Linked DNA regions of Homo sapiens: region 2 is linked to region 1. The links are chromatin loops, found by intact Hi-C in ENCODE. Cell type or tissue: OCI-LY7. All regions are shown on one strand. Links, peaks and the distances in the headings refer to the core of each region. The heading gives the core; the rest is flanking DNA. Region 1 overlaps CHCHD6 (coiled-coil-helix-coiled-coil-helix domain containing 6). Region 2 has its middle 92 kb from the start of PLXNA1.

Region 1 (9,821 bases), core at 4,839-7,338:
AGTTTGGAAGCCCAGCTTTATGTTCTCCCTGGAAGATCACAGTTTCACCCCATACCTTTCACTGGGCCCATGAATGGGTTCATACTAGCCCAGGCTGGCTCATGTGGGCCAAACCCATGCTACCCAGGCCAGAAGGGGAAACCTGAGAAATAAAGGGGCATCTCTGCCTTACCTGAGAGTCCTGCTGTGTGAAGTCAGTGCATTAATAGACAGTGGTGGCACAGCTCCTGCCTTATAGCACTGCCAGGTCCAGTGTTTCCTTCCCTCCAATGCTCCTGCTTGGCAGAGTCTCAGATACAGCCAGTTGTGTGCTTTGAACCAGCAGGCTGTGCTGCTGACTCTGAGCCAAGGAGAACAGAAGGGACAACCTGACCCTGTCCAACAGTCTGCATTTCCTATCTAGGCACAAACAGGCAACACTTCATAACCCAGTGGCGGCCCTGGACCCAGGAGGTTTGTGCAGTCATGGACAGCTACACAGGCGCCTGCCATGGACGGAAGGGAAGGCTGCACAGACACCTGCCATGGACGGAAAAAGGGAAGGCTGCACCAACAGGTCTGCCGTGGACGGAAGGGAAGGCTGCACGGACTCCTGCTGTGGACGAAAGGGAAGGCTGCCCAGAGGTCTGCCGTGGACGGAAGGGAAGGCTGCTGCGTGGACTGCCGCCGTGGACGGAAGGGAAGGCTGCTGCCCGGACTGCCGCCGTGGACGGAAGGGAAGGCTGCTGCCCGGACTGCCGCCGTGGACGGAAGGGAAGGCTGCTGCCCGGACTGCCGCCGTGGACGGAAGGGAAGGCTGCTGCGCGGACTGCCGCCGTGGACGGAAGGGAAGGCTGTACAGAGCCTTATCACCAATGGGAAGGAAAGGCTGCACGGAGGCTTGCTTGGATAGAAGGGAAGGGTGCAGATTGTCTTGGACATGAAGGGAAGGCTACACACAGAATTATCATGGATGGAAGGAAAGCTGCACAGAGGAATGTTAATGACGAGAAGGGAAGAATGCAGAGCCTTGCCATAGATGAGAAGGAAGGATGCACAGAAGCTTTTTTGATGAGAAGAAAAGGCTGCACAAAACCTTTTCATGGATGGAAGTGAATGCTGCACAGATGTCTTGTCATAGAAGGAAGGGAAGTCTTCAGAGACACTTGTCAGGGAGGAAGGGAGGGCTGCACAGTGGCTTGTTGTGTTATGAATGGGAAGGAAGACTGCACAGAGGCTTGCCATGGGTGTGAAGGGAAGTCTCCACACAAAATTCTCATTCCTGCACAGATGATGGGAAAAGAAGGCCACACAGAGGATTGTCATGGATGGAAGTGAGCACTGCACCAAGTTTTGTCATTGAGGGAAGGGAAGGCTTCAGAGAGGCTTTCTGTGCATGGAAGAAAAAGTTGTATGCAGGGTAGTCAGAGGCAGAGATAAAGGCTGCACAGAGGCCTCTCATAGAGGGAAGTGTAGTTTACAGGAGCTTGTCCTACAAGAAGGGAGGTCTGCAGAGAAGCTTATTGTGGATCAGCAGGAAAGCCGAGCACTAGAATGTCTATGAATTGAATGGAAGACTGCAATGAAAATTGTCATGGATGGAAGGGAATGCTACAGAGAGACTTTTTTTTCTTTTGAGACAAAGTCTTGCTCTATATCTCAGGCTGGAGTGCAGTGGCACGCTCTCTGCTCACTGCACACCTGCCTCCTGGGTGCAAGTGATTCTCCTGCCTCAGCCTCCCAACTAACTGGGATTACAGGCCCTCACCACCATGCCTGGCTAATTTGTGTATTTTTAGTAGAGATGAGGTTTCACCATGCTGGCCAGGTGGGTCTTGAACTCCTGACCTCAAGTGATCGCCTGCATCGGCCTCCCAAAGTGCTAGGATTACAGGCATGAGCCATTGCACCTGGCCTGCACAGGATTTTCATGGATGGGAAAGAAAGGCTGCACAGAGGAATGGCTATGATGTGAAGGAGAGGGTGTTCAGAAGCTTGTCATGGGTGGATGGGGCAGCTGCATAGAGCCATACCATTGTTGGGAAGGGAGTGATGCAGAAAGCATTGTTGTTGATGGGAAGGAAAGGTCATATGGATTCTTGTTATGGATTGAAGGTTGCATATGTCATAGATGGGAAGCAAAGGTCTCACGGAAGCTTGTCACAGATGAAATTGATATGGTTTGGCTGTTTCCCCACCTAAATCTCATCTTGAATTGTAATCCCCACGTGTCAAGGAAGGAAGGTAATTGGATTATGGGGGTGGTTCCCCCGGGCTGTTCTCATGATGGTGAGTTCTCGTGAGACCTGATGATTTTATAAGGGGCTCTTCCCGCTTTGCATCTCTGTCTCACCTGCCGCCATGTAAGATGTGCCTGCTTCCCCCTCCACTATGATTGTAAGTTTCCTGAGGCCTCACCAGCAATGCAAAACTGTAAGTCAATTAAACCTCTTTTCTTTATAAATTACCCAGTCTCAGGCAGTTATTTATAGGAGTGTGAAAACAGACTAATACAAAAAAATGAATACTGCACAGAATGTTGTCATGTAACTAAGGGAAGACTTCATGGAAGCTTTCCATGGATGGAAGGAAAAGTTGCAAAGAAGCTTCACGTGGATTGGAAGGGAGGTTGCTCAGAGGCATGTCATGAGTGGAAAGGGAAGGGTGCAGAGGTTATGGATGGAAGGGAAGGTTGTACCGAAACTTATGGATAGTGGACCAAGACCAGAGAGAAGGAAGAGGGAGGGAGGATCGCCTGGGTCTCTAGCTAGTTATGGGTTCTTCACCAAGTGCAGTGTATTCTGCCTGAGGAGAAGTGGGTATGAGACCAGGGGCCAGTCGGCCACCAGAGGTGTGAGGTCAGTTCCCTCATCCAGCTGGGGATGGGCTGGGGACACAGACCAACTTCTCAGGGCACTCAGGCTGGCGGCAGAGTTATACCAGCTCTGCGACAATGGCAGGGTGACAGGTCACAGTGTCAGGGTGCTTGAGATAGCCTGAGGTCCATGGGAGACCTAGCAGGCCGTCAGGTCTGGGTACAGTCTAACTAGGCCTGAGATCTGGCCTTGCTTTTCAAATGGTGAACTTGAGCAAGTTACTGTATCACTTGGAGACATTGTGGGTTTGTTTTTGTTTTGTTTTGTTTTAAGGAAAAACAGAGCTTCTACCTTATGTGGGCCTGCTTGGGATTAAATGAGGTAATGCTTCGCACATTGTGCAGTGAGTTGTGATTACCTAAGAATGAGTTTTTGAACTGCCTTGGTGTTTTAGAAATCTGTGGCCTGCATTATGTTCTGAAAGCATCACTGTTGCTGGAAGTAGAGAGGACCGTTGGGAGGCTATTTAATGACAGTGAAAACAAGGGCATGGGCTAGGGCTCTCCTGTAGGCTAGACTTGGGAGTGCTCTGTGGGCATGGGGGCTGGAGAAGTTGGGTGCTCTGGGTGTGCAGCTGGACCAGCTGGGTGTTGGTGCTGCCGACCCAACTGAAATTCAGGAGGAGGAGATGTTGGGATGAGGGCTAGCCACATCTGGTCCATGTGGGCCCATGGCCACCTGCTGGGCTGCATGGCAGGCAGGGGACAGCAGGTCTTGAGCTGGGCACCATGCTGGTGTGCTGAGGGGACAAGGGCAGGGGCCACAGGTGGAGCTCGCACACAGGCAGAGGCCCAGGGTCCAGCAGAAGAGAACCAGAGTAAGTGGCCAGAGAGGCAGTGAGGGCCAGGCAGGTGCCGTCAGCTGAGCAGTGAGGCTCGGCATGGGGCCCAGGGGAGTGGGGCAGGGGGAGCCCCAGGCAGCACCTCTCTAAGCAAGGAGAAGCTGCTGTGGCCTGGGACGGAGATGGAGGCAAAAGGGGGTTTCGATTTGAAAAGCTTTTCCATATTTTGAGAGATGAATGTGTTTTGGATGGAGTGCGGGGAATGGAGAAGGTCCAGGAGAGGTGGTCAGTGGGAGAGGCCCGCTCAGGCACAGGGGTTGGGAAGGAACCACATGGGGCCTCTGGACTCTGCTGTGTCTGTGGTCTCAGCCGACAGGGTGGGGGCTCTGGGAGTCAGGCAGACCTATGCGGCCTGCTTGCCAGGGACCAGGACCCATGTGCCTTGTCTGTGGCCATCACATTCTCAGGGCCATCAGGAGGCTGGATGTGGGGTCTTCTGTGGTCCTATTTACTGAATGCCAATGATTCCTTCAGGGCCACACTGCGTTACTGAGCATGTTCTGACCGGGCCGTCTTGGGCATCACCTGCCATTCTCCTGCCATCCTCTCAACAGCTCTGTGGGGTGGGGTCCTCCCCCATACCTGATGCACCGACCACACAGTGGAAAGTGACAAAGCCAGCGCCTTGCCCCAGGTTTGTCTGATCCCAGAACCTGTGTTCTTTCCACTAGACCAAGAGTCCCAGCCTCAGACATCTGCCAGCTCCTTGTTGAAGAGACACCATGATTATGCAGACTCGCTAATGCCCTAACATGCCTGAGGAGGAGGCACCACTGAGGCTGGGCGAGGTCTGAACTAGGTCTCGAATGATATCAGAGCTTACGCTGTAGAGGGAGGGACCCTTTAAGGTAAGGTCCCACCCTCCAAGCCCTACGTTGGCAGTTCCACCACCCCAGCATATCCTCAGCTCTTCTCTGCCAAGTGCCTCCAGTAACCCAGCCTTTCTGCAAGCTCACCCCACTCCAGACCCTGGCCCCACCTCGGTTTCTCACACTGATGGCTAGGTTGCTATGAGAGCTGCACTTCACAGCATGCAATTCTGTTCTTCTATGGGGCAAGCGGTGTTACTGTTCCCATTGTACCAATGAGGAACATAAGAGCCAGTGAGGTGAGCCAACTTCCTGGGCATTGTCTTTGATGCCTGTGCAAACAGACACCCCATACACCAATGCGAATGGTGTGAACCCCTTCGAAGCCACATGGACCATTAGATCTTCATTCTCCAAGGAAATGTCCTTACACAGGGGTACAGGACTTATTTCTATCCCTGGCAAGTTTGTGGCACACTTTGGATACCTTTATCTGTGCATGTGAAGAGTAGCTGTTTGCAAGACCATGTTTCTGAACATGGGAGCTGTTTTGTATGCATTGTAAACAGGGTCATGGTGTGCCAGGGCTGGGAGGGGTTCAGGGTGGATAGAGTGCACCTACTTTTGTGAATGGCTTCACCGAAGGCCTAGCCCTGCCTTGCTTCAGAGAAAGCTTTTCATTTCCAGAGCTATGCTCTCCCTGTCTTATCCCATTCAGAGCCTTTTTGTGGACAAATGGGTGAAATTTCTTCCAGTTGACATTTGCCTTCCATTCTGTCTCCTCATATTGTTCTGATAAGTCCCAGGAGAGAGAGGCTGTCATGGTCCCACGGGCGATACTGGCAAGGAGGGGATAGATTTCGCCATGGCCCAGTTTCTCCTAAACTGGGAGCCCACTGCGAGGTTTGCCCTCAAAATGCAGAGGCCCTTGTCCTGGGACCTGAAACTAAAGTAGGAGAAGCCAGTGAGGAGGGGACACAGCCAGGCTGACCATGGGGAGAGGGGCAAATGTGGCTGTGTCTTCCTGCACATCGCCATTCTGCAAAGTGTCGGCGTCTCTGTTGTGCCTCTGTAGAGGGCAGGGCTCAGCAGGTCAGCCCTCCAGCTCCATGAGGCTCAGCCACATGACTCAGGCTGGGGCCACTTAGCCTCCGCCTGTCCTGTCTATGGTACCTCTTTTCACATAGATCAGTAAGCCTCACAGAGTTACAGCTTAGGACAGCTCTGCCCTGACTAAGCCTGGGGCTTCCCCTGAGCCACTCACCATGACACACAGGTCCCCTCAGTGCCTGCTGGCCTCCACGGTGCAGCCAGGAACCAGGCTCACCAGGGCCCCATGAGGGCAGGGTGGGGTCCTGCTTCAGGGGAGTGCAGCAGAGGCTATGATGGAAGTCATGCTCTGGGGTCTCAGACTCTAGAGGGCCAGCACCGTCAGGAGGAACAGAAGACACAGCAAGAGGCTGGTATGAGGGGACAGCAGTATAGGTGACAAGAGAGAGCCCAGGGAGACTGGCAGTGCCACTGAAGGCACCCACTGCCCTGCAGATTTAACCCTGCCTGGGGAGGGGAGAGCACAGCCTTCTAAGGCTGGAGACTCAGGGAGCAGAACAGGAGGGGAGGCCTCTGCGATGGAGGCAGAGAGCCTGGCCTGTGACTTGAAAGTGCTCCTAAAACAGGTGTCAGAACACTCAGAACCAAAGCTGTATGTGCAGTCCCTGAGAACACCTGCCTGAGACGAAATGCCATGAGGCCAGCCGTCCCCCAAGGAAGAAGCAGCCTAAAAAGCCCACAACTAGACACACCCATGTCACAGTTCTTAAATACAGATGTGGAGCCGTGCTTAAGCACCTGGAGACAAATCAGGGGCTGCCCCAGACACCCCAGCTGTATTCTTGCCCCAGCCGCCTGTGCGGCAGCTGACGCAGGCCAGTGAAGCGGGTCTCCGGAGCTGGGCAGAGGACTGCACACCAGGGGCTCATCTGCCCTGCATATGTAAGAACGAGAAGTCAATGCAGATAAAACCCCCCCCACCCAGTCCTCTTCAGGAAATAAGAGGACCCTTTAAGACTTGGTGCATGCAATGCAGACTTGAGTCAGAATTGTGACCTCAATGGCTAGGATGGGGTGGAATTCAAGGACCCAGGCCAGGGCTGGGCCACCATGGCCTCCCCTGGCAGGAAGGGGAAGGCGTGCTCTCCCTTCACATCCTTTACCTTGGCGCTGGTGTGGCATGGCAGTCACAGGCGGCTGCACCCCACCCCACACTCATCCCTCCCCGTCTTTAATTTAGGGACTGTTCGTTTTGTTCATGCCCTGGGGATGGGTCTTGCTGGCCTTAGCTGAACATGGGACACTCACTGCTCATGTTAGCGATGGTGTTAGGCATGGGTATGTGACCTGGTCCTAGACAGTGAGTGGAGGAGAAACCTGGAGTGGGGTTTGAGGGGAGCATTGTCCCGCGTAGTCAGATGAGACAGCAGAGAGACCTGCTCCTCCCTGCTCCCTTTGACCTCTGCTGCAGAGAGGACTGCGCTGCATACAGTGGCCTGGGGATGACATGGACGAGAAGGGAAGACCAGACCCAGGTGGCATCACTGCTAAGTCAGCAGTGTACAGAAGTGTCCACCCGCAGACTTCCAGAGCAAGACAGCTAAATATGGGGTCCTGTTCCCAAGCTGTCGAGCATCCTGGTGCTGGTGGTTTCTAGCTGAGGAACTGTGTTCAAGTTATCGTTAGATGATAACGGCTCTGGAGACCCTGGTGGGAGAGCAACTGACCTACATATCTCTCTCTCCACGTACCTGGAGTGGAGCTGTGGCATGTGTGACAGTGATCCTTTCTATTGCTAAGAAACTTGAGGAATGGCTTTCTACATTTTTACAGCTCTTTTTGGTGCCCTCAGCCGTGAGTGGTGTTCAATTTGGAAAGGCTGTTAAGTGTTACAGTGGGTCCGTCTACAGCTGGGAAGGGTCCTGGCCTAAAACCCACTTAAGAAAACAAATGAGCAGCAACAGTACATCCAAAGCCATGTAAATAAATATGTCCCGCTCCTCCACTGTCCAGCTGCATGGCCTTAATTCTCTGAGCCTCAGTTTCCTCATTTGTGTGAACAGCATGATGAACGATAGTGTCTGCTACCAGAGCTGTAAGGAGCAGCACTGAGCACGCCCAGCAGCCGGAGGACAGCACCTGGCTGGCAGGGAGTGCACGAATGTGCTGTTGTGTGTGTCAGTGTGCGCACGAGAGAGAGAGAGAGAGAGAGAGAGAGAAATCTGGAAGGAGACCAACCAATCCAAAATTACGCTCAGGAGGCTGGGCCAGTGACTGACTTTAGTTTATCTATATTTGCTCTTTTTTTCCACAACTTTAGAAAGTGAACTTACTCACTTTTGTGGGTTCTAAAACTACTTTGAAAAAGAAAGAAAAAAATAGTAAATTACCCCCAAAATATTATAATGGTTACCTCTAAGAAGTAAAAAGAACATTTTTCATTTCTTTAGACATTTCTGTAGATTTCATTTTCCTTATTGCACGCATATTAGTTTTAAATCAGGAAAAAAAATAAGTCACATGGTTATAGTCACGGGTAAACCACAGGCACAGGAAAGCCCAGGAAAGCAGCTGACGGCTATCCTGGGCACAGTGGGGCGGGCTGTCTCAGGCATAAAGGGATGGCTATCCTGGGCACAGCGGGGCGGGTTGTCCTGGAGGCGGGCTGCACCATCCTCATGGGGGCCCTCCAGTGGGGCTTTCCTGTCTCCTGAGTGTACACAGGCCCCAGTGAAGGAGCCCGGTGTGGAGCCCCATACCACAGCATGTTTCAGTGTCTGCTATATTGTGAGCCTAAGCCACCCACCACAGGGCTTGACCCTGCGACCGTCCTCTCATTTCTAGAACGGGAAAGCACAGTGCTTCTCCTTGAGGGTTAAAAGGATGCTGCTGGGTGTCAGGGACTTAGCCTAGCGCCTGGGAGGTAGGTGGAGTGAATGTGAGTTGTTTCTCTCCCCTGCCTGCTGGCACCTGAGCCCCAGGCCTGCCTGCTCTTGTCTTCTGCAGGCCCCGCAGGGTGGAGCCCGTCTGCTCAGGGTTGCAGGCCCAGATTCTCCACTGCTACCGAGATCGCCCGCATGAGGTGCTGCTGTGCTCGGACCTGGTCAAGGCATACCAGCGCTGCGTGAGCGCCGCCCACAAGGTAAGGCCTTGCCTGCCTCCCAGGTTTCCAAGGGCCTTGGGAGGTAGGCGAGGTACCTCTATCTAGCATTGGAGATCTCTGCCTGCCTTTTCCTGTTAGAATCAGATGCTCCACTTGGAGGTCTCTGCATTTGCCAAGGGAGGGATTCTTCGCTTTCCTCAGTCACCTGCACACTCTCCTGGCTGCTTCCAGGAGCGCCTTGGACATCTGGCCCCAGGGAGATGATCCCTGTTGCGTTTGCCCTATTAGGCTGGGTGGGAGCAGGCTGGGTAAAGTCAGGCCCCACCTTCAAGGGCCGGGCCCCTTGTGGGTGCCGGGGACTTCTTAGCCCTCGGCACTTAGGGGTGGGAGGGTGGCAGAGGCCCGAGTGCAGAGTGGGGGTCCCAGCAAGGATAGGCCATCTGGAAGAGGAGTGGGAGCAGATGTGGCCATCAGAAGCTGCTCACAGCCACCCTGCCCTGAGCTGGTCTACAGGGGTGTGCTGGCTTGGCCTTCCTGGTGAGTGGTCCCAAGCCTCATGTGCTCTCTGGTCACCTCCCACTCCAGTGGGCCTCGGTTGTCCTGGATGCCTGTGATGCGCTCCCAGCCAGCTCCTACTGCCTTCCTCCCCCACCCCCAACTGCTGCTCTCTATCCTAGATAAGTCCTCCCCCTTCCCAGGTCCCGTAGCGTCCTCTGGTGCAGTCAGGCTGTTCCCAGCCATACCTCACCCTTGCCCCACCCCAACAGGACAGCTCCCACCTTGGGGAGCATCATTCACTCTCAGAACACCTAGTTTGGGCTCCCCAAGGAGTGCGGCCTGTTTGTGAAAATGTATGGGAGAAACAACAGGACGAGGTCTCCTTTCCCACGTAAAAGCCTCTTTGGCCTGAGTAGGAGACAGGCTGCTTTAGGTACTTGGGATGGAAAAGGCTGAGGCCAGATGCTCTGTGCTCTCCAGCCATGTCCAAGGGGAGATCTGTCCCACTGAACTGAGCGGGGTCCTGCAGCCCCAGGCCTGCAAGAGCTTCCTTGGGTCATGCCCTGCTCACACCCATCTGCCAAGGCTGATTGTTCCACTCTTTGCTGGTCACAGCCCCGTCCAGCACCGACTGTCCCTTCATGGCCAGAACACAGCCCAGAAGT
Region 2 (9,821 bases), core at 3,664-6,163, 120 kb after region 1:
CTGGTCTTGGTCCAGTGCACAGGGTCCCTGGCATGGCTGTCCACGTCTCCCCAGCTCCCACGCCGCCCCACACTACCTGCTCACTGCTCTGCCGTCCTCCATCCTTGCTGCTCAGAACCCTGTAGCCCTGACACTGCCACCCCCAAGCATGGAGGTGGCAGAAGTCCCCACCCACAGCCACCCCCAGGCTGTCCTGGTTACGGAGGGCAGAGGCTCTTAGACCTAAGCCTGCACAGAGCCTCAGGTCTGGGCTTGCTCCAGGGTGGGGCCCCAGCGCACAGGGCTGGGTAGCTCCAACAAGTCCCCAGGTGACAAGCACGCCACTGGCTAGGACCATACTTTGAGTGTGTTGGGAGTTGCTACTCAGGAAAGGAAACCTTAAAACCAGCTTCTAGGAGAGCCTGCTCCCACACTGTTTTGGCCACGAGTCCCTGGCCCTGCCACACCGTGGGACTCTCATCCTCACCATGAGAATTCCCTCAGCTGAGCCAAAGACTCTCATCTGCCCACTCCTGCCCCAGCACCCAGACAGAGTGAGCCAGTCAGGGGTGCAGGTAACTGCCCCCACAGCCCTTCTTATCCACAAGGAAGCCAGACACTGCCTTCCAGAAGGGACCCTGGTTTGTCCTTTGCTGATTCAAAAGACTTAGAAAATTGTTCCTCAAAGGAAAGACCCGTCCTGGTTCTGCTCCTATAAAGGCACAGACTGCTTGTAGCCAGGCTGGGAGGATTGGGAATGCCGGGGTTCCATCACTGCACAGCAAATCCTCCACCTCCACGTAGTGGCACCAACTTGAGCCATTTTGTTGCACTCACAGATGCTGTGGCTACAGTTCGGAGAGGGCATGGCAGGCGATGGCTGGCTTGTACTCCAGGCCCGGCTGGGAAGACTCCAAGGCTGGGGGAGATGGGATGGGAAGTGAGTGGGGGCTCCTTTGCTCACACATCTGGTGCCAGGCCTGGGAGAACTTGAAGGCTAAGACAGGTGACTCGTGAGTGGCCTTGAGGTGGTGGAGCCTCAGCTGCAGTGCTCCAGGGAACGAGAACAGGCGGTGTGGCTGTCCTGACCTCACCATGGCATCACACAGCGCCACTTCCAGCACTTTCTGCTGGCTGCAAGCAAGGCTCCATCCTGCCCACATCCAAAGGGCACGACGGGAGGATGGGAAGGCCACGCTGCAGAAGGGTGTCATATGGAAAGTGTCATTACGGTTGTCTCTGGAAAATTCCATCTGTACAGGACCCTGCTGAGATGCTCAGAGAGCTTGGAGAACAATTGAAGGAGCCGCAGTCATCCTGAGAAGGGACATTTAAGTTGGAGCTTGGAGGATGAAGGGATCATCTTGGCAAGGGGTGAGGGCAGTGGGCAGAGGAAGTGAGGATGGGGTAGAGTGTGGGGTGAGGACCAGGTGGCCCTGTGACAGTGGAGGCATCAGCAGGGGGTGGACCATGCAACCTGGCAGGCCAGGGTAAGGAGGGTGAGGGAAAGCCTCATGAGGCTCTGGAGTAGAGACATGCCATGAGCTGAAGCAGGAAATATGTTGTAAAAGAGTGGCGTCAGGAGATCTGCTTTGATGCCCTTGCAATTGGCCAGACAAGAGAAGATGGTGGCAGGGACAGGGTGGGGCAGGTGGCAGCTGTGCAGAGGGAAAGGAATGAGTGATTCAAGAGAGAGGGGCCGAGCCAACAGAGCTCAGGCTGAAATGGGCCTGGGGTGCAGGAGGGGCGTGGTCACATGATGCCCAGGTATAACTGGGGTGCGGGGGTGCCACTTAGAGCCCAGGCATTGGTGCCACTTGTGGGCAGAGTGCCTGGGGCAGCAGCGTGTGCCCTTGCCACTCCAGCAGATGTGGGTGTCGTCCAGAGGGGTCTGCTCCTTAGACAGCCAGCGCCCCGGAGTCCCTGAGCAGCCCCACGGAGGCTGAGTCGGCGCTTGTCCTCCAAGGGGGTTTCAAACATGGTGGCTGGTGTGAGACAGGCCCAGTTTCAGCCCTGGCTCCACTCTTCATTGGCTGGGAGACCTCAGGCAAGTCACCTTGGCTCTTTAGGCCTTGGTTTTCTCATCTGTAAAAGGCAGTGAGGGTATGTGCCTTGCAGGGGTGTTGGCAGGATTAGTTAGTGCTGTTACTTGGCCGGAGCTGGGTAATGTTTGCTGAATTAGCACATGCAGGGTTCGTTGCCGCCCCACATGGGCTTAGCAAGTCTGGGGCAGGAGGCGAGAGGAGGGAGGGCCCAGCAAGGCAGCCAGTGCAGACCCCCGGGGAGTGGCAGAAGTGTCTTCAAGGTAGGAGCTGGGATAGACTCCCCCCATCTGCCAAGAGCAGCTTCCCAGGGACAGTGGGAGCTGCCATTGCAAGCTCTCAGTGGGCACAACTGCATGACCAAGTGCTTCAGGGAGGAGAAGAGCAAGCAAACGCAGCCGGAGCCCTGTGCATAGTGCTGGCCCCAGCCTGAAAGTCGCCAGAGCTGCTCAACTTCATGCACGCATGGCAGGGTGGAAGTGCCAAGGACAGACCCCACACGTGACCCTCAGAAGTCTCTGGTGTCCACGGGACTGAACCTCAGCCACCTGCAAGTGGCCACCCGCCTGTGTCGAGCCCTTCCCAGCAGGTTCCCTTCCCCCTCTCATTTCTTCACAGCCCTCCAGGGGGTCTTGGGCTCAGCCCCCATGCACACTACTGGCACTGGAATCCTTGCATAGCCTTGAAGGAACCCATATGGAGACTGTGGGGCTGGGCAAGGCTGGGAGGTGTGGGCCTGCCCTGAAGCTGGGTGAGGGTCCCACTTGTGCAGAGTAGCCAGGCCCAGGCATGGAGGACCTCCCTTGTGTCGGATCACACACCTGTTCACTCCCAGGAGAAATGGGAGAACTGAGAACAGGATTGGGAAGCACAGGGACTTTCCCAAGCCAAATGGAGGGTGGAGACAGGGCTGGAGCAGAGAGACAAAGAAGAGAGACAGACATGGATGGGGCAGAGTGACCCTCTGCTCCCCAGCACGTACTGGGTGTGGAACATCTGGCAGGTAGGTGTGGTGCCCCTTCCCAGGTGGAGACGCAGGCCTGGCAGGCAGGGAGGGTGGGGACCAGACTCCTCCAGCCTCTGAGGACACAGGTAACTGGGAGCTGACCCTCTGTCCATCTGCTGCCAACATCGTGTGCCAGTGCAGGGCAAGGACTGGGGAGAAGCCTCACTCTTGACCACTGCAGAGTGGAGACCAGTGGTCAGAGGGCCATAGCCGGCTGCTGTGAGAACGAGAGGTGACTGCTCCCCTCCTAGGCCTTCCTCTCCTGCCTGGTATGGCCAGTGGGGGTGGGTGGAGGGCTGGGGCTTGCTGGTCTACCTTCACTGATGTGGTCCCAGCCCCTAGGCCCAGCCCTAGCATAGAAAGCATCTAGGGAGCTTCCCTCTCCACTCCCCACCCAACTCCTCCTCCTGAAAGATGCATGGAGTGTGAAAATTTCATCAAAGCAGCTTGCTTCCTGGGCTCACAGGCGGGGCTGGCGCTGGGAGCCCTGGGGCCTCAGGCCGCCCTGCTGCTCAGTCAGCCCTGGACGCCCCTCTGGGCTGCTGTAGAACTGGGACGAGCAGCGGGTTGATGGCTAGAGTCCCTTTGGCGTGTGTGCTAGGAGGGGCTGGGGAGGGACAGAGGAGGCGTCAGGCCAGCTTTGTGGGGTGGGGCGGTGCTGACACCCGCAGGAGGGGCTGCAGCTGGGCAGGCATCAGAGTGGGGTTCGGAGTGTTCCCAACGTCCCAGTGACCATGACTGCTTGCTTGACCAGCATGCATTCACTCATTGACTCTGCAGCTTTTCATTATTGTTATTTTTGTAAAACAGATGCTGCATTTGCAAGGTTTTAAAATGAGATGGGCATTTCGGGCTATTCCTGTTCTTTTGCTGCCAGAAACAATGTGGTGTGGGTAATCTTGCTCAGAGTCTCTTGAAATGTGGGTAGGTACACCTGCAGGGCAAAATTCCGCAGGTGGGATTGCTGGGTCAGTGGATAATGTTGATGGGAATTGCCACACTGCCTTTCATAGAGGCCATGCCACGAACCCTTCCAGCAGCAAGGCAAGCAGTGCTCACTTTCCTGAGGTCTGGCCCACAGAGCAGACTGAAAACACTTGGAGTCTGGCCAATCTGATAGAGAAAACATATTTTGAAATATATAAAAAAGCTGGATTTTCTTTTGTCCTCTCTGAGTGGCTTTCTTAGCAAACAGCTACAGGGTAAATTGTCCTGCGGCCAGAGTATAATGAGCTTATTTTAACTGTGTGTGGTGCCTGTAGGAGCATATCCGTGTGCATGTGTGTGTGGTCATGTGCAAGTGTTCGTGTGTGTGCATGCATGTGCTAGTGTGTTTGTTTTACTTGGAGCATCCAATCCAGCCCTGGTCACTGGGCAGGAGGAAACTCAATCTGAACACAGCCAGGTACCCTCTGGGAAGACAAGGCTCATTCCCATGGCTCTGCTCCCAAAGAGCTGAAGTTAGTGAGACCTGGCTGGTGAGTTAATGACAGGGCCAGCTCCAGAGCAGGGCAGTGAGGGGCAATGACTGCAAGTTAGGGGAGCTTGGGGGTGAGGCAGGCTCAAGCAAAGGCTTGGCTGTGGCAGACAGCGTACTTCCAACGGGTGCTCCTAAACACTTGGAGACCTTGGAGGGTAAAGGCAGAACCTACCACAACTCTGCAGAGAGCTGGGCTAGTGGGGGAGGTGTCCCAGGAAGCTGAGCTGTGTACCAGCCACCTCTAAACACAGGGGCCTGAAACAATATCATATACTATTTTCAGACTTTAAGTATTGGCAAGCTGAGCTGGGAAGTCTAGGCTGAGCTTAGCTGGTCTGGGCTGAGCTCTGTGGTCTGGGCTGTGCTTGACTGGACTGGGCTGCGCTACATGGTCTGGGCTGTGCTTGGCTGGTCTGCGCTGTGCTCTGTTGTGCTGGGCTGAGGTCTGTGGTCTGGGCTGAGCTCTGTGAGCTGGGCTATGCTTGGTTGGTCTGGGCTGAGCTCCACGGTCTGGGCTATCCTTGGCTGGGCTGAGCTCTATGGTCTGAACTGAGCTCTGTGGTCTGGGCTGTGCTTGGCTGGTCTGGGTTGAGCTCTGTGGTCTGGGCTGTGCTCTGTTGGGTTGGGCTGAGCTCTGTAGTCTAGGCTATGCTTGGCTGGGCTGGGCTGAGCTCTGTGGTTTGGGCTGAGCTCCATAGTCTGGGCTATGCTTGGCTGGGCTGGGCTGAGCTCTATGGTCTTAACTGAGCTCTAATGCCTGGGCTGAACTCCGTGGTCTGGGCTTGTTCAAGAACCAGTGTCCTGTTGCTGACTTTTCCGGCTGGCTGCTGTAGACTTGTGTCCGGAATTGGTGGGTTCTTGGTCTCACTGACTTTAAGAATGAAGGCACAGACTCTCGCAGTGAATGTTACAGTTCTTAAGAGCGGCCTGCCCAGAATTTGTTTCTTCTGATGTTTGGATGTGCTCAGAGTTTCTTCCTTCCAAGGGGTTCGTGGTCTTGCTGACTCAGGAGTGAAACTGCAGATCTTCGTGGTGAGTGTTACAGCTCATAAAGACAGTGTAGATACAAAGAGTGAGCAGTAACAAGATTCATTACAAACAGCAAAAGAACAAAGCTTCCACAGTCTGGAAGGGCATGCAGTGGCTTGCCATTACTGGCTGGGGCAGCCTGCTTTTATTCTTATCTGGCCCCACCCACATCCTGCTGATTGGTCCATTTTACAGAGAGCCGATTGGTCTGTTTTACAGAGAGCTGATTGGTCCGTTTTGACAGGGTGCTGATTGGTGCGTTTACAATCCCTGAGCTAGACACAAAAGTTCTCCATGGTCCCCACTAGATTAGCTAGATAAGGAGTGTCAATTGGTGTATTTACAAACCCTGAGCTAGACCCAGAGTGCTGATTGGTGCATTTACAAACCTTGAGCTAGATACAGAGTGTCGATTGGTGCATTCACAATCCCTTAGCTAGACATAAAGGTTCTCCAAGTCCCCACCAGATTAACTAGATACAGAGTGCCAATGGGTGCATTCACAAACACTGAGCTAGATACAGAGTGCTGATTGGTGTGTTTACAAACCTTGAGCTAGATACAGAGTGCTGATTGGTGTATTTACAATCCCTTAGCTAGACATAAAGATTCTCCAAGTCCCCACCAGATCAGGAGCCCAGCTGGCTTCACCCAGTGGATCCCACACCGGGGCCGCAGGTGGAGCTGTCTGCCAGTACCATGCCATTTGCCGGCACTCCTCAGCCCTTGGGTGGTCGATGGGACTGGGCACCGTGGAGCAGGGAGCAGCACTCCGCCGGGAGGCTCAGGCCACGCAGGAGCCCACGGCGGGGCAGGGAGGCTCAGGCATGGGTGGCTGCAGGTCCTGAGCCCTTCCCCGCGGGGAGGCAGCTAAGGCCCGGCGAGAAATTGAGCACAGCAGCTGCTGGCCCAGGTGCTAAGCCCCTCACTGCCCGGGGCTTGTGGGCCAGCCAGCTACTCCCAGTGCGGGGCTTGCCGAGCCCACGCCCACCCAGAACTCAGGCTGGCCCGCAAGTGTGGCGCGAAGCCCCAGTTCCCGCCCGTGCCTCTCCCTCCACACCTCCCCCCAAGCTGAGGGAGCCGGCTCCGGCCTTGGCCAGCCCAGAAAGGGGCTCCCACAGTGCAGCGGTGGGCTGAAGGGCTCCTCAAGCGTGGCCAGAGTGGGCGCCAAGGCCGAGGAGGCGCCAAGAGCGAGCGAGGGCTTCGAGGGCTGCCAGCACACTGTCACCTCTCAGAATGACCTCCACAGGGACCACCTGGCTCCATAGGGCCTCCCATTCTCCAGCAGCCTCCAGGCCAAGTTTGTGGTCAAGCAGAGGCAGGGCTCTGAGGGAGCGTGAAGTGTAGGCTGAGCAGTGGCATATCACTCCCACCCATGCTAGTGGTCAAAGCAAAATCTGGCCAGCCAGAATCACATGGTGGGGCAAGGGACTCCAGAGGAAGGATGGAGCCTTGTGGCCAATTTTGCAATCCATCTTCTTCAGGAGGACAGAGTCCATGGGGGCCATGTCCCTGGGGCCATCTGTGCAAAGCTGGCCACCAACAACATTCAACTCACAGCACCTAAGCTGGGGGCTGGGACCCAGGAATGGGCAGCAGGTGGCTCTGCCCCCGGAGCATGCGAGCCAGTCACACCAGTGGTGGGAGCACCACGAGCCGTACCAGGAAATGTGGGAGAAGTACTCCTGGAGAAGTAGTCTGGGCCAGGGTTGAAGGGTACTTAGGTGTGCACCTGGGCAGTAGGGGTGAGGCGGGGCACTTTCTTTCTCCCGGTCCTCCCTCCTGGCCTAAAGGCAGAAGGCAGAGGAGACCCAGCCCTGGAGCTGAGAAGGGAGGGGATCCCAGCGTTTGAGCTGCAGGCCCACAGCCCCGCACGGGCTGTTCCTGCGTGGGCAGCCCAAGGATTAAACAGATTTTGTTGGGATTACTGCTGCCAATCAAGTTCAAGTGCATTTTTAAGAGCTTAATTTGTGGCCCTAGGTTTCGAATAAAATCGTCAAGTCCAGTCGATTAAACTCATTAAGGCGGGTGGACTGGCTGGTGTTCACACTGCCATCAGATTTGGAGAATTAATTAGGGGCCTGTTATCCTTTGTCGGGATTAGCAGAGCCAGCCCAGAGGCCCAGGGTTTCTGCTAAAAGACAGGCCCATAATCTCTTTAGTGGGGCCTTGGGAGACAGAGATCTGGGCAGCTTTGAGCAGGAAGTGCCACATGGGTGTCTTTGATTCTGCCGTGTGCAGACTGGCCGTGGGTCGGGGGTGTGGGCAGGCTTTAGGGCTTGGGCCATCCTGAGGGTGGCTGGCCCAGACAGCACTTCAGGCCACATAACCCTGCATACTATCCATGACCTATTCCCCCATCTCACAACAACTTAGGAGGAGGGCGCCAAGAGGACTTCTGCTGGTTCCTTTGCCTTCAAAACCACCCCCGACCCCAACTGCTGGAGTCTCAAGGCTCTATCTCCTTGTGAACCAGGTGGTGTGAGCAAGCTGGCCACCAAGAGCATTCTAATCCCTTGGGGGACATTGATTGGTCTCTGAGTGGGTGGGTATGTGACCCAAGAAGAGCCAGTCAAGGCCATGTCAGGGGGTGGTTGGGGTTTCTGGTATAGCTAAGGGCAAAAATATTAAGCCTGGAGCTGCCAGGCCCTGCAGGCCCTGCCTCAGGATGGAGAGAGAAGACAGATGAGTTTCTAATGACACTGGGTGAGCCGCTGGATCTAGCCACACCTAAAGTTTACCCCTGGACTTTTCAGTGACCTGAGCCAGTCCATTCCTCCTTGGAACAGGGTCTCTGTCACTTGCAACCAAGGGACAAATCAGCCCAGGTCTCAGGTCTCTTGCCTTCCAGAGCATTAGGGCTGAGAAGAAATTTAGAGGGTCTTTTTTCTTTTCCCGCCCATTTACAGAATGGGGAAACTAAGGCCCAGAGAGGAGAAGGACTTGCCCAAGGCTGCTGCAGATATTAATGGCTTCTGGTCTTCTAATGCCTCCTGGGAAAGAATCCTCCCCGCACCTCCCTGGTGGGTCTGGCCAGGCCAGTGCTGGGTGGGGTTTACCAGGTGTCCATACCAAAGGCAGACCGTGGTCAGAGCAAGTGGATAAGCTGGAGACATTTCCAGGAACTGGGGGAAGCAGAGTGCCCCACACACACGGGTCCCAGGTGATGGCTCTTACCCAGCTCAGGACCCTGGCTGGTGTCTCTGGGCCCGGCACTGGGCACTGAGTCTTTGCTGGGGTCTTTCTGTCCTGAGAGACCCCAGCAGGGGGGGTAGGGGAGGGACTCAGAGCCAGATTACCAGGGTTCAAATCCTTCCTGGCCAGTCGCTCGCCCTGTGACCCTGGATTGATCATTTGGCTTCCTCGAGTGCACGCTTTCTTCGTCTGTCTGAGGGGGTGGTGGTGACAATGGGGCTGCGGGAGGCCTGGGAGGCAATGCAGGTCTAGCAGGGAGCTTCGTGAGTGTCGTGGTCCACATTGCACCCTGCCCCTCAGTGCTGCCTACTGGCCTCTCTGCCTCCACTCTTGCCCCTCCCCCATCAGTTCTCAGCACAGCAGCCAAGGGCATCTTTTAAACGTTAAAAGTCAAATCCTGCCACTTGCATGCTTAAAGGCTGCTGAAGAAGCTTAGAATGCAGCTTAAATGCCTCACTGTGTCACATGTCCTGGCAAATACGGACAGGTGACAAACCCTGAGTAGCTGTGCGGTGGAATATGCCAGCCATGTTGTTCTGCTCAGGCATTCTGTGTGCAAGGACTCTGGATGGGACCTGAGCATGTGGCTTGCTTCTGCTGTACCAGGTCTGGCTCAGTGGAGCCTGTAGACTGGAGCGCCTGCCCACATGTCCCCAAGGGACTCTAGCTTCCTCACAGCATGGCGGACAGGTGCTGAGAGGGGTTTCTGGAGAGCATGGGAGGAAGCAGGAGGAAGCTGCATGCAGGCCTTTTCTGACCTAGCCTGGCAAGTTACATAATGTCGCTTCCACTGGACTCTAGTGGTCCAAGAAGGCACAAGTGCATGCTGTTTCAAGGCCAGGAGACATAGATGGAGAGTGGCTGTGTCACTTGCAGAAGAGCACATGAAATGAGAGACGCTGGTGAGGCCATTTCTGGAAACCATGGACTCTCCAGTCCACATGGTCTGGGCATGGCCCATATGTCTGAAGGAATTGCCTCTCCCTCTCCCTCACTCATATGCAGGCAGCTACCTTCTCTCTGTGCCTCAGACATGACAAATGCACTCTGCTGCAGGGCCCTTGCACTTGCTGTTTCTCCGTCTCCACAT

The links. A loop is a pair of places that touch in the nucleus more often than their neighbours do. Peaks named below come from ENCODE experiments on the same cell type or tissue, not always from the same donor. Only the 100,000 strongest peaks of a DNase experiment are listed, where the experiment ranks them.
Region 2: a loop joins it to region 1, with 10 times the contacts of the local background. A loop is called at or near these places in 2 of 110 quality-filtered maps.

What each region holds. Positions count from the first base shown.
Region 1 is chr3:126,948,855-126,958,675 of GRCh38, forward strand. CHCHD6 (coiled-coil-helix-coiled-coil-helix domain containing 6) reads left to right here. Exons shown (of 8, transcript NM_032343.3): 7 at 8,562-8,697. Among named protein-coding and RNA genes, the nearest start is that of PLXNA1, 29 kb to the right of the region's middle. RefSeq lists an enhancer at 5,777-5,866. In OCI-LY7, for the core only: no CTCF peak of the experiment used is centred there; a DNase peak (open chromatin) is centred at 6,347; H3K4me3 peaks cover 611 bases; H3K27ac peaks cover 1,366 bases.
Region 2 is chr3:127,070,036-127,079,856 of GRCh38, forward strand. No RefSeq gene overlaps it. Among named protein-coding and RNA genes, the nearest start is that of PLXNA1, 92 kb to the left of the region's middle. RefSeq lists enhancers at 496-996, 997-1,497 and a silencer at 5,687-5,756. In OCI-LY7, for the core only: no CTCF peak of the experiment used is centred there; a DNase peak (open chromatin) is centred at 5,076; H3K4me3 peaks cover 1,444 bases; H3K27ac peaks cover 1,878 bases.